Regions from separate parts of the Homo sapiens genome. Here region 1 is linked to region 2. Evidence: read pairs that join two places in POLR2A ChIA-PET (ENCODE). Cell type or tissue: B cell. All regions are shown on one strand. Region 1 overlaps ZFAND3 (zinc finger AN1-type containing 3). Region 2 overlaps ZFAND3 (zinc finger AN1-type containing 3).

Evidence for each region. Peaks named below come from ENCODE experiments on the same cell type or tissue, not always from the same donor. Only the 100,000 strongest peaks of a DNase experiment are listed, where the experiment ranks them.
Region 1: POLR2A ChIA-PET joins it to region 2 with 7 read pairs; 5 of 35 experiments call an interaction of 5 or more read pairs at or near these places.

Annotation. Positions count from the first base shown.
Region 1 is chr6:37,979,665-37,984,664 of GRCh38, reverse strand. All of the region lies in intron 2 of ZFAND3 (zinc finger AN1-type containing 3), which reads right to left. Among named protein-coding and RNA genes, the nearest start is that of ZFAND3, 160 kb to the right of the region's middle. In B cell, no CTCF peak of the experiment used is centred here; a DNase peak (open chromatin) is centred at 2,154.
Region 2 is chr6:37,865,932-37,870,931 of GRCh38, reverse strand. The region is part of intron 1 of ZFAND3 (zinc finger AN1-type containing 3); the gene reads right to left. Among named protein-coding and RNA genes, the nearest start is that of ZFAND3, 49 kb to the right of the region's middle. RefSeq lists silencers at 2,660-2,729, 3,673-3,873. In B cell, no CTCF peak of the experiment used is centred here; a DNase peak (open chromatin) is centred at 2,881; H3K4me3 peaks cover 1,223 bases; H3K27ac peaks cover 2,576 bases.

The DNA.
Region 1 (5,000 bases), 110 kb before region 2:
TTTAAATAAATCACTTTTAAGACAAAAGTTTCTGCCAACTAGCTTTTAGCACTGATACACTGCTTTGTTCAAATTATGTAATCATATACAATTTAAATGTTTTCAGAAAGTACCATCTTCACATCCTACCATCAACTATAGAGGAACTCACAAGGGAGTGACTGTTGTTCAAATTTTTAGTTTGCTTTCTAGTACCACCTGAGGGAATGTGAAAGCTAAGACTGCACATCTGAGCCCCCATTCCAACCCATGGCTCTGCCACTGATAATATACTCCCTCTTCTCATATGTACAACGGGAAACCTGGACAGTTTTACCTTTAAAGCTCTTAACACTTAGTTCATCTGACTCAATTTTTGTTTTAGTTTCTTTCTCAGCAGTTCTAACTAATTGTAAGAATTGGCATTTCATGACCTTTATACTTTTGAGTCACTGCAAGAAATTTCATGCTCTATCTTGCAATTACCATATTGGTCCAATAGACTCACTTTATAAATATAAGACACATTATGGAAGTTTAGCGATCTTATTTTTCCTATATCTTGAAACATGTTAACATTTCATCATCCAGATAGTTTACCACTACTCATCAATTATATCCAACTGTGCTTTCAAAAAGACTATAACCCAAAAAAGAAAAATGATGGAATCACCTACAGTGAAGGATGATGCAATCATGAAATAAATAATTATCCTTCAGCTTTTTTCATTGCACTGCCCAAAGTAAGTCACGTGTTGCTGAACAATGGGGTTATCTTTTGAAAAATGCAATTTCATTGTTGTGTGAACATCATAGAGTGAACTTCCACAAACCTAGATGGTATAGCCTACTACACACTTAGGCTATATGGTATAGCCTATAGCTCTTGGACTACAAACCTGTATAAGCATGTTACTGTACTGAATACTGTGGGCAATTATAAAACAAAGGTATTTGTGAATCTAAACATATCTGAAAACAGAAAAGGCAGAGTAAAAACACCATATAAAAGATAAAAAATGGGGCCAGGGGTGGGGGGTGGCTCACGCCTGTAATCCCAGCACTTTGGGAGGTCAAGGCGGGTGGATCACCTGAGGTCGGGAGTTCAAGACCAGCCTGACCAACATGGAGGAACTCCATCTCTACTAAAAATACAAAATTAGCCGGGTGTGGTGGTTCATGCCTGTAATCCCAGCTACCTGGGAGGCTGAGGCAGGAGGAGAATAGCTTGAACCCGGGAGGCAGTGGTTGCAGTGAGCTGAGGTCACACCATTGCACTCCAGCCTAGGCAACAAGAGCAAAACTCCATCTCAAAAAAAAAAAAAAAAAAAAAAAAAAAAAAGATAAAAACTGGTACACCTGTATAGGACACTTACCATGCAGGCAGCTTACAGGACTGGAAGGTGCTCTGGGTAAGTGAATGGTCAGTAAATGTGAAGGCCTAGCACATTACTGTGGGGTTTATAAACGGTACACATGGTACACCAAATTTATTGTTTAAAATATTTTTTCCTTCTACTTCTAAACTTAGCTCACTGTAACTTTTATATTATAAAACTTCTGAATTTTTAAAACCTTGGACTCTTTTGTATTAACATTTAGCTTATAACACAAACACAATGTACAGCTGTACAAAAATATTTTCTTTATATCCTTATTCTATATGCTTTTGTCTATTTTAAAACATTTTTATTTTTTGTTTTACTTTTTAAACTTTTTGTTAAAAACTGCAACACAAACACATACATTAGCCTAAGTCAACACAGGGTAAGGATCATCAGCATCACTGTCTTCCACCTCCACAAGGATTTTTTCCTACTGGAAGGTCTTCAGGGGTAGTAACAGGTATAGAGCTATCATCTCCAGTGACAACACTGCCTTCTTCTGGAATACCTCCCGAAGGAGTTGCCTGAGGCTACTTTACAGTTAACTTTTTAAAAAAATAAATACCATACTCTAAGGATAGATAGCATAATAAATACATAAACCAGTAACATAGTCATTTCTTGTCATTATCAAGCACTATGTGGTGTACATAATTGTACTGGCTATACTTTTATACAACTGGCAGCACAGTAGATATACTTACACAAGCATCATCGTAAACACATGTGTAATGTATTGTGTTAGGATGGCTACCACGTCACTAGGCAATAGGAGTTTTTTCAGTTCCTCTATAATTTTATGGGACCACTGTTGCATATGTGGTCTGCCCTTGATGCAAACATTGTTACACATGACTATATTTGCATCATCTTTCACCCTCTAGAAGGCTGCTCCACTGCTTATGTCATTTACAAATATAAAAATATATATAATTGGCTACATTTTTATTGCACAACTGTGAAAGGAAAATATATCTCGGGACCCCAAAATCACTAAGCCAAAGGAAAAAGTCAAGCTGGGAACTGCATATGGCAAACCTGACTCTTATTCTATCCCTAAATAAGATACATACAAAGATTAAAAAAAAAAAAAGCTACATACCTCCCTCACCATTTGCCCACAAGGAAATTCCTTGTGGACAAAGGACAGACAGAAGACAGAACTCAAAGTTGTCCCTCTGCTCACATGAGACAAACGCACATCTGATTGCTTCCTTTGCCCTATTGTTTCACTAAGCCAGACTAAGGCATAAATGACTATCCTTGTAAATGGCGTATTCTGTGAAACCTTAATCAGAAACTCAAAAGAATGAAACTGTCATTTACCTGCTTATGACCCAGAAGCCCTCTCCCCACTTTGAGTTGTCCAAACTGAACCACTGTAAATCTTACATGTACTGACTGATGTATCATGTCTCCTTAAAATATATAAAACCAAGCTGTGTGTGCCCTGACCACGTTGGGCACATGGCATTAGGACCTTCCAAGGCTTTGTAACAGGTGCATCCTTAACCCTGGCAAAATAAACTTCCTAAATTGAGACTTATCTCAGACACTCTTCGGTTTACACAACTCATGTTGACCTTCTACAAGGAAAAATTTTTTAAATAATATTATTTCCCCACAAGCCACCACCCAGAGTCAAACACTATATATTTTGGTGTTTCCCATCAAAAACATACACATATATATTTACATATTACAAATTTTAAATTTAGAATTTATAACAAAACTTACTGAGAATTCCATGATCCTCCCACAGTAACAATGAGCATTCTAAAGCACCTACCTAACCATGACCAAAAATCACAATACCCTAAGATCTCACTACAGTGGTCACAGACATGAAGCTGATGATCCTGGCTTCAATATGGGTGAAAACAGTTATTTTTAAAAGAGAATATTCACAGAACAGCATCACTTAGTCCAAATCTGAAACAAAGATAACAGCTGTCTTCTCATTCCAGAGTCCTGAACAAGGTCGTACTGTGATTTATAACTGTTGACCTCACCATGTTGTAGTTTTTGTTTAAGTGCCCCAAATGTCTTGAAATACAAGAAACACGCTATTCCTATGAAGAAAATACCATCCTAAGTCAGCCAAAATTGTTCTACCTATACATCTATCACCACAAGCATCCCTATCAGCCTCTAGGCTGGAACTACCAGCTAGGTATGGTTGCCTTAGGCTCAGACCACTGATTCCTCATTTCCCTTTTAGGAAACTCAGTACTTTAAATGTACCCCCTGCTCCTTGCTATGTTCTCCTGGTGCCCTCAGAAGTATATTCCAATTGTGCTTTTTTGTGCACAAGAACAAATAGAAAGCAGAGAAATAAATTCCCATTATAAATTTTCCAGCAGGAATCTACTTCACCAAGCTAGGTACTGCTTACCCTACAATTAATTTTAATATTGCAGCAGGGAAGGCTTTTTTCCTTTATGTTTTAATCTGGGGACAAGAACAAATCCAGTAATAGAACGTCAACATTAATTTGAGGGGAGATGAAAAATGACTTAATAACACTGCAGCAGGATTAATATTGTACGATAGATCATGAAGTCATAAAACTCTTGACAAATTCATTTTTGTATCACTGTATATTCTTGCTAATAGGGCAGGGCATATCTGAAAAGCTGTTAATACCTTACTGCACAAATGCCGATCAAATTGTACTGCAAGGGGATGTATTGTGCAGGAGGTGGAAGAAGAGAATTGTCCTCACCCATTGCAGTTTGCAGTTAAATGCAGCAGAAAGAAGAATAAGGGTAGAGTGGTTTCAAGCAGGAAGCTAATACTTGCTTCAAATCAAGTGATACAATTCAGAAAATGAGTTGATGGTTACCAGGAAAACAAATTGGAAAACAGATCAGCAAATGATACAAGAGAGATTTTACCCAAACAGCTCTAAACAAGGCACCAAGCCAAGAGGCCAAATAGGGAAATCTTTGCCTAGTCTGACACAAAAGCAGCTACTACAAGGTCCTTAAACAAAATGTACATTAAAAACAACTACATCCAAGCGAGGCAGGTTAACAGGGACTGGATTTCTCTTCCTGCCTGAAACAAAAACAAATAAAAACAGACAAAAATTACAATTTTCATGACTCTGGATATCTAGCAAAAAAAAAAAAAAAGACAGTGACCTCTGAGAGATGGGAAACAAAGGAGACCAGCCCTACAATTGTCTTGGCTTATTGCCTTGAAGAGAATTACTGGGCCATGGAACAGAGAAGGGAACATGAAGTGGAGTACAGCAGTAGCCCTGGCTTGGTAGGCATGTAACCTGTGCAGCTGCAGCTCCGAAGGGTGCAGTGCTTGGTTTAATGATCTGATTAAAATTAGAATTTTAAGAAACTAAATAATTTTTTAACAAAGGCTCACATTTTCATTTTACACTGGGCCCTGCTAATTATATAGCTGGTCCTACTCAGCAGATGTGGTAAGTTGAGGAAATAAGCTAAGAGGCCTGATGAGAACAAAGCAGCTAGAGTTCACAGAACAGAAAAACACACAAGGAAGAGTTATATATCAGGAGAGGATCCTGATTATTCAGCCAAGTACAGGTCAGCACATGCATACGAAAAAACTATCTGATGCCAGGCAAAGAACCATCGTAATGGATTGTTTTGACAG
Region 2 (5,000 bases):
TGGTCAACAACGAAAAAGACAAAACTGCTAAAACAGAGAAAAATGACAAATCATATAAGAAAACAATCATAAGAATTACTGATTTATAGCGAGGAGTGGTGGTGCACACCTGTAATCCCAGCTATTTGTGAGGCTGAAGCAGATCACTGAAGCCCAGGGGTTTGAGGCTGCAGTGAGCTATAATCGCACCACTGCCCTCTAGCCTGAGCAATAGAACAAGACCCTGTCTCATTCATTCACAAAAGAATTACTAATTTCTTAGTTAAAAAAATAACTAAGGCCAAAAGACAGTGGAAGGTCATGTTAAGTGCTCTTTTTTTTTTTTTTTTTTCTGAGACAGAGCCTTGCTCTGTCGCCAAGGCTGGAGTGCAATGGTGCTATCTTGGCTCACTGCAACCTCCACCTCCCATGTTCAAGCAATTCTCCTGCCTCAGCTTCCCAAGTAGCTGGGATTGGCGCGTGCCACCATGCCTGGCTAATTTTTGTATTTTTAGTAGAGGCGGGGTTTCACCACGTTGGCCAGGCTGGTCTCGAACTTCTGACCTTAGGTGATCCACCTGCCTCGGCCTCCCAAAGTGCTGGGATTACAGGCATGAACCACTGTGCCCGCCCTTTTTTTTTTTTTTTTTTTTTTTTTTTGAGACAGTCTCGCTCTGTCGCCCAGGCTGGGGTACAATGGCACAATCACAGCTCACTGTAGGCTCAAGCAATCCTCCCACATCGGGCTCACAAACAGCTGGGACTACAGGCGTGTGCCACCACACCCAGCTAACAACACACTTCTAAATAACAACACACTTCAAAGAAAAAAATCACAAATGAAATCAGAAAATGCTTTGAATTTAATCAAAATAAAAACACAACGTACCGAAATTTGTGGAATTCAACTAAAGCAGTACTGAGAGAAAAATGTATAGCTTTAAATGCCAATATCTGAAAAGAAGAAAGTTATAAAATCTCCCAAGATTCTGGCTCAAGACACTAGAAAAAGACCAAATTAAACCCAACATAGAAGGAAAGAAAGAAAAATAAAAGCAAACATCAGGGCAAACAAAAACAATAGAGAAAATGAACAAAGGCAAGAGTTAATTTTTTTTTTTTTTAAGATTAACAAAATCAAGACTGGGTGCAGTAGCTCACATCTATAATACCAGCACTTTGTGAGGCAAGGCAGGAGAATCACTAGAGGCCAGGAGTTCGAGGCCAGCCTGGGCAACAAAGTGAGACCCCCAACTCTACAAAAAAAAATTTTTTTAATAGCCAGGCACAATGGTGTGCGCCTGTAGTCCCAGCTACTCAGGAGTGTGAGGTGTGAGGATTGCCTGAGCCCAGGAGTTGGAGGTTACAGTGAGCTATGACCACATCACTGCACTTAAGCCTGGGTGACAGCAAGACCCTATCTCAAAAAAAAAAAAAAATTAACAAACTTGATAAATACAGATTAACCAATATCATGAATGAAAGACAAAATAACGGCCAGGCACGGTGGCTGACGCCTGTAATCCCAGCACTTTGGGGGCCCAGGTACGTGGATCACCTGAGGTCAGGAGTTCGAGACCAGCCTGGCCAACATGGTGAAACCCCATCTCTACTAAAAATACAGAAACTAGCCAGGCGTGGTGCGCCTGTAATCCCAGCTACTCGGGAGGCTGAGGTAGGAGAATCACTTGAACTCGGGAGGTGGAGGTTGCAGCAGTGAGCCAAGATCGTGCCACTGCACTCCAGCCTGGATGATAGAGCGAGACTCCATCTCAAAAAATAAATAAATAAAGACAAAATCACTACAGACCATACATATATTATTAAATGAACGATACAATGAACTTTATGCCAAAAAAATCTGACAACTTAGGCAAAATGGACATATTCCATGAGAAATATAACTTATCAAAATTGACATACTATAGACTAAAAAATCCTAATAGCCCTAACTCTACTAACTGAATTTGTTATCAAATGCGAATATTCACACAAACCAAACCACAGGTTCAAATGGCAAATTCTCTCAAACATTTAAGGAATAACTAACATCAATTGAACACTTCCAGAAAAATAGACGAATATTTAACAACTGATTTTGAGGCAAGCATAACACCTCATATCAAATTGTGACAAAGAAAACATGAGCACGTATGCAAAAATCTTTAACAAAATACTGCACTAACAAATGGAGTCTAGTAATATATTTAAAAATGATTCATCATGACCAAGTGACGTTTATCACAGGAATGTAAGGTTGTTAAAACAACTCATCAACACCCACACCATAATACTGCAGGAGAGATCTTTCACAAAAATCTCATCACATTCCTCACTTTCTCAAAACTCTTTGGCTTGGTTTTTGGCTTCCTATAACCACATACAAGACAGAAACCTTAACACAGCATGTAATGCTCCTTTCACAACCCCAGCCCCGCGCTACAGTCACATCTCTAGGTAGTACCCTCCACTATGTACCCCATATTCCCACTACAATGGCCATGTCCTCTGCCCAAGATATACCACTCCCCTCCCTCCCTCTATCACAAATGCCAAAGCTCCATCTTGTTCCAGTTTCTCTGAAAGTTTTCCTAACTTTATCAGGTTGATTTCATTACTCCTCTCTCTACACTCCCACTGCATCTTTTGTAACCCTCAATCACAACAGATATTACCATTTCTTTGTTTTTCTTTCTATTCAACTATCACTCCTACAGGGCAGGGAATGCCCCATTAACAGAATAAAGAAGAAAAACCATATCATCATTTCAAAAGATGCAGTAAAAGCATTTGACACATGTCAATACACATTTATGAAGGAAAAAACTCATCAAATTAAGAATTAAAGGAAATTTCAATCTAGTAAAGACATCTAAGAAAAATTTAACAATTAACATCATTCTTAACTTTCAAGTAGCAGGTGTCAACATTTACATTAGCTTATTTATCTCTCACTGGTCTTAACAACCACCCTGTTTAAATGTGAAACAAAAAGAAAAAAGGAGGAAGTTATTGTCCCCTGGTATAATAGCAACTCTCGGTCAAAAATATTAAATCATATACTCAAGTAAGAAAGCCAAGGCAAGAATCCAGTCTTTCACCCAAAGTACTTTTTCACTATAGTACACTATCTCTAATATTCAGGTTCATGTCACAATGGACAATTAGTCCCTCCTACAAAGCATACTTTGGGAACTTTATCAAAGACTGAGTACTGGTTCTTATTGTGACAATTCTCAACATTTTCTAGCAATGCCACTAGTTTAGGTAACTATGGCGAATAGGCAGTAAAATATGCAAACAGTTATTATATTTCATTAGCTGATCAAAAAAAATTGGACAAGTACCACTAATGTGGAATGAAAAATTTTTAAACCCACATTAAGGACCCATACAACAACCTCAAATCCCCTTTCCTTAAATAGGGGTGCCACAGAGAGGAAAGGGCATAATCATTGGTCTGCTCCTTCCCTTTACTAGTCTAAAATGCAGCAGATGCAGCAGAAAAATTGGTAATTTGAAGATGTATTTCTAATTCGCTACCTGTCAGCAGCAAGCTTAGGACCACAGCTCCTTAACAGAGAAACCAGAGTGACATGGCCACTTCTGAGTTTCTGTCTGTGATTCATATGAATTTTTCACGCACGAAAATATAAATGTTGCCTTCACATCATTCCTTCTGTGATTCACCACAGCAAGCAAGTTCCACAATGAGGTTAGATCTGCTTCTTTACTGCACAACATGCACTTCACTTTAAAGCACACAGGGAAATCCAAGTTTCTTCAAATAATGCTTACAGAACTACAAAAAAAGATAGGAAGGATTTTTCTTCTTTAAACTAGCTTTGCCACTCAACCGCCTATAGGCCAATCATTACTATGCATTCTCTTTTGTATCCTTTTGGGTCCCCTAAAGGTGAACATTTGACTTTGAGTCATCATCTGTCTGAGACAAGACATTAAACAATTCAGACAAAATAAGCCTTCTCCACAAATGGAGTTGCCTTCTGTGTGAGCATCCCAGGTCCTTAGTAAAGCAGTCCGTATGTTTCATGACAACACAGTGCCCTTTACAGACAAATTCCTAAAAGGCTTCGTGAAGTTCTTACCTGACCTTACCACTGTTGAAAGTCAGTGACCACAGAGCTATCTCTCACTGACATTTACAGTGATTGAAGTAAAAATAAGAACCTCTTTTCTTTAAGTGACACAGAAAATTCAAAGGTCACTGGATAATACACTACACCAAGTACAGTGCACCAGTATCTCAGATACTTCTACACTCAAAATGTCTTTTTCAACAATCTTTGGGAGTGTCCTGTGAAAACCACTGGGTAACCTAATTTTTAATCAAGCAGTCAACAAAACAGCCTTAACATGACTACTTTCTGGATAAGCCAATATTTTAATTTCAAACTTCCCTTTAATTCTAAGAATTCAGACATGTTTGGACAGTCTAATAATGTCTTTAAAATTAAAAAGCTGTCTTTTAATTTAATTCTATTCTTATTAATCATCTAAGAAAAAAAGAAGTGGGGGTTATCAAGATAATTTAGAGTTCTCTCAAATACCACATCATATAACAACATTGGGCAAACTATATATAGACCAAACCACCTAACTTCACAATACCACCCTCAAATCTAATTTCAGGAAGAAACAAAAAAGACTGGAAAATAAAAGAATGATAATCTCACCTAATCCCATTCTAACATACTTTTTTTAAAAAGCTTCCCTTTAGCTGAACAATTCCAATCAACTCTCCTACTATCCACCTGGGACAAACAGAGCTCCTACTATCTCCAGGTTAAGGTAGGAGTTGCCACTACAGAGCCTGGGGCAGCTCACATCTAGCAGTTTGGGAGGCGGAGGAGGAGGCAGAAGGATAGTTTAAGGCCAAGAATTTGAGACCAGCCGGGACAATATAGTGAGACCTCCATCTCTACAGCAGTGAGGGGCAAAAAGATAGGAGTTGCCACCAGAGATATGGCATTAGGGCACACAGACCAGAAATTAAGTAA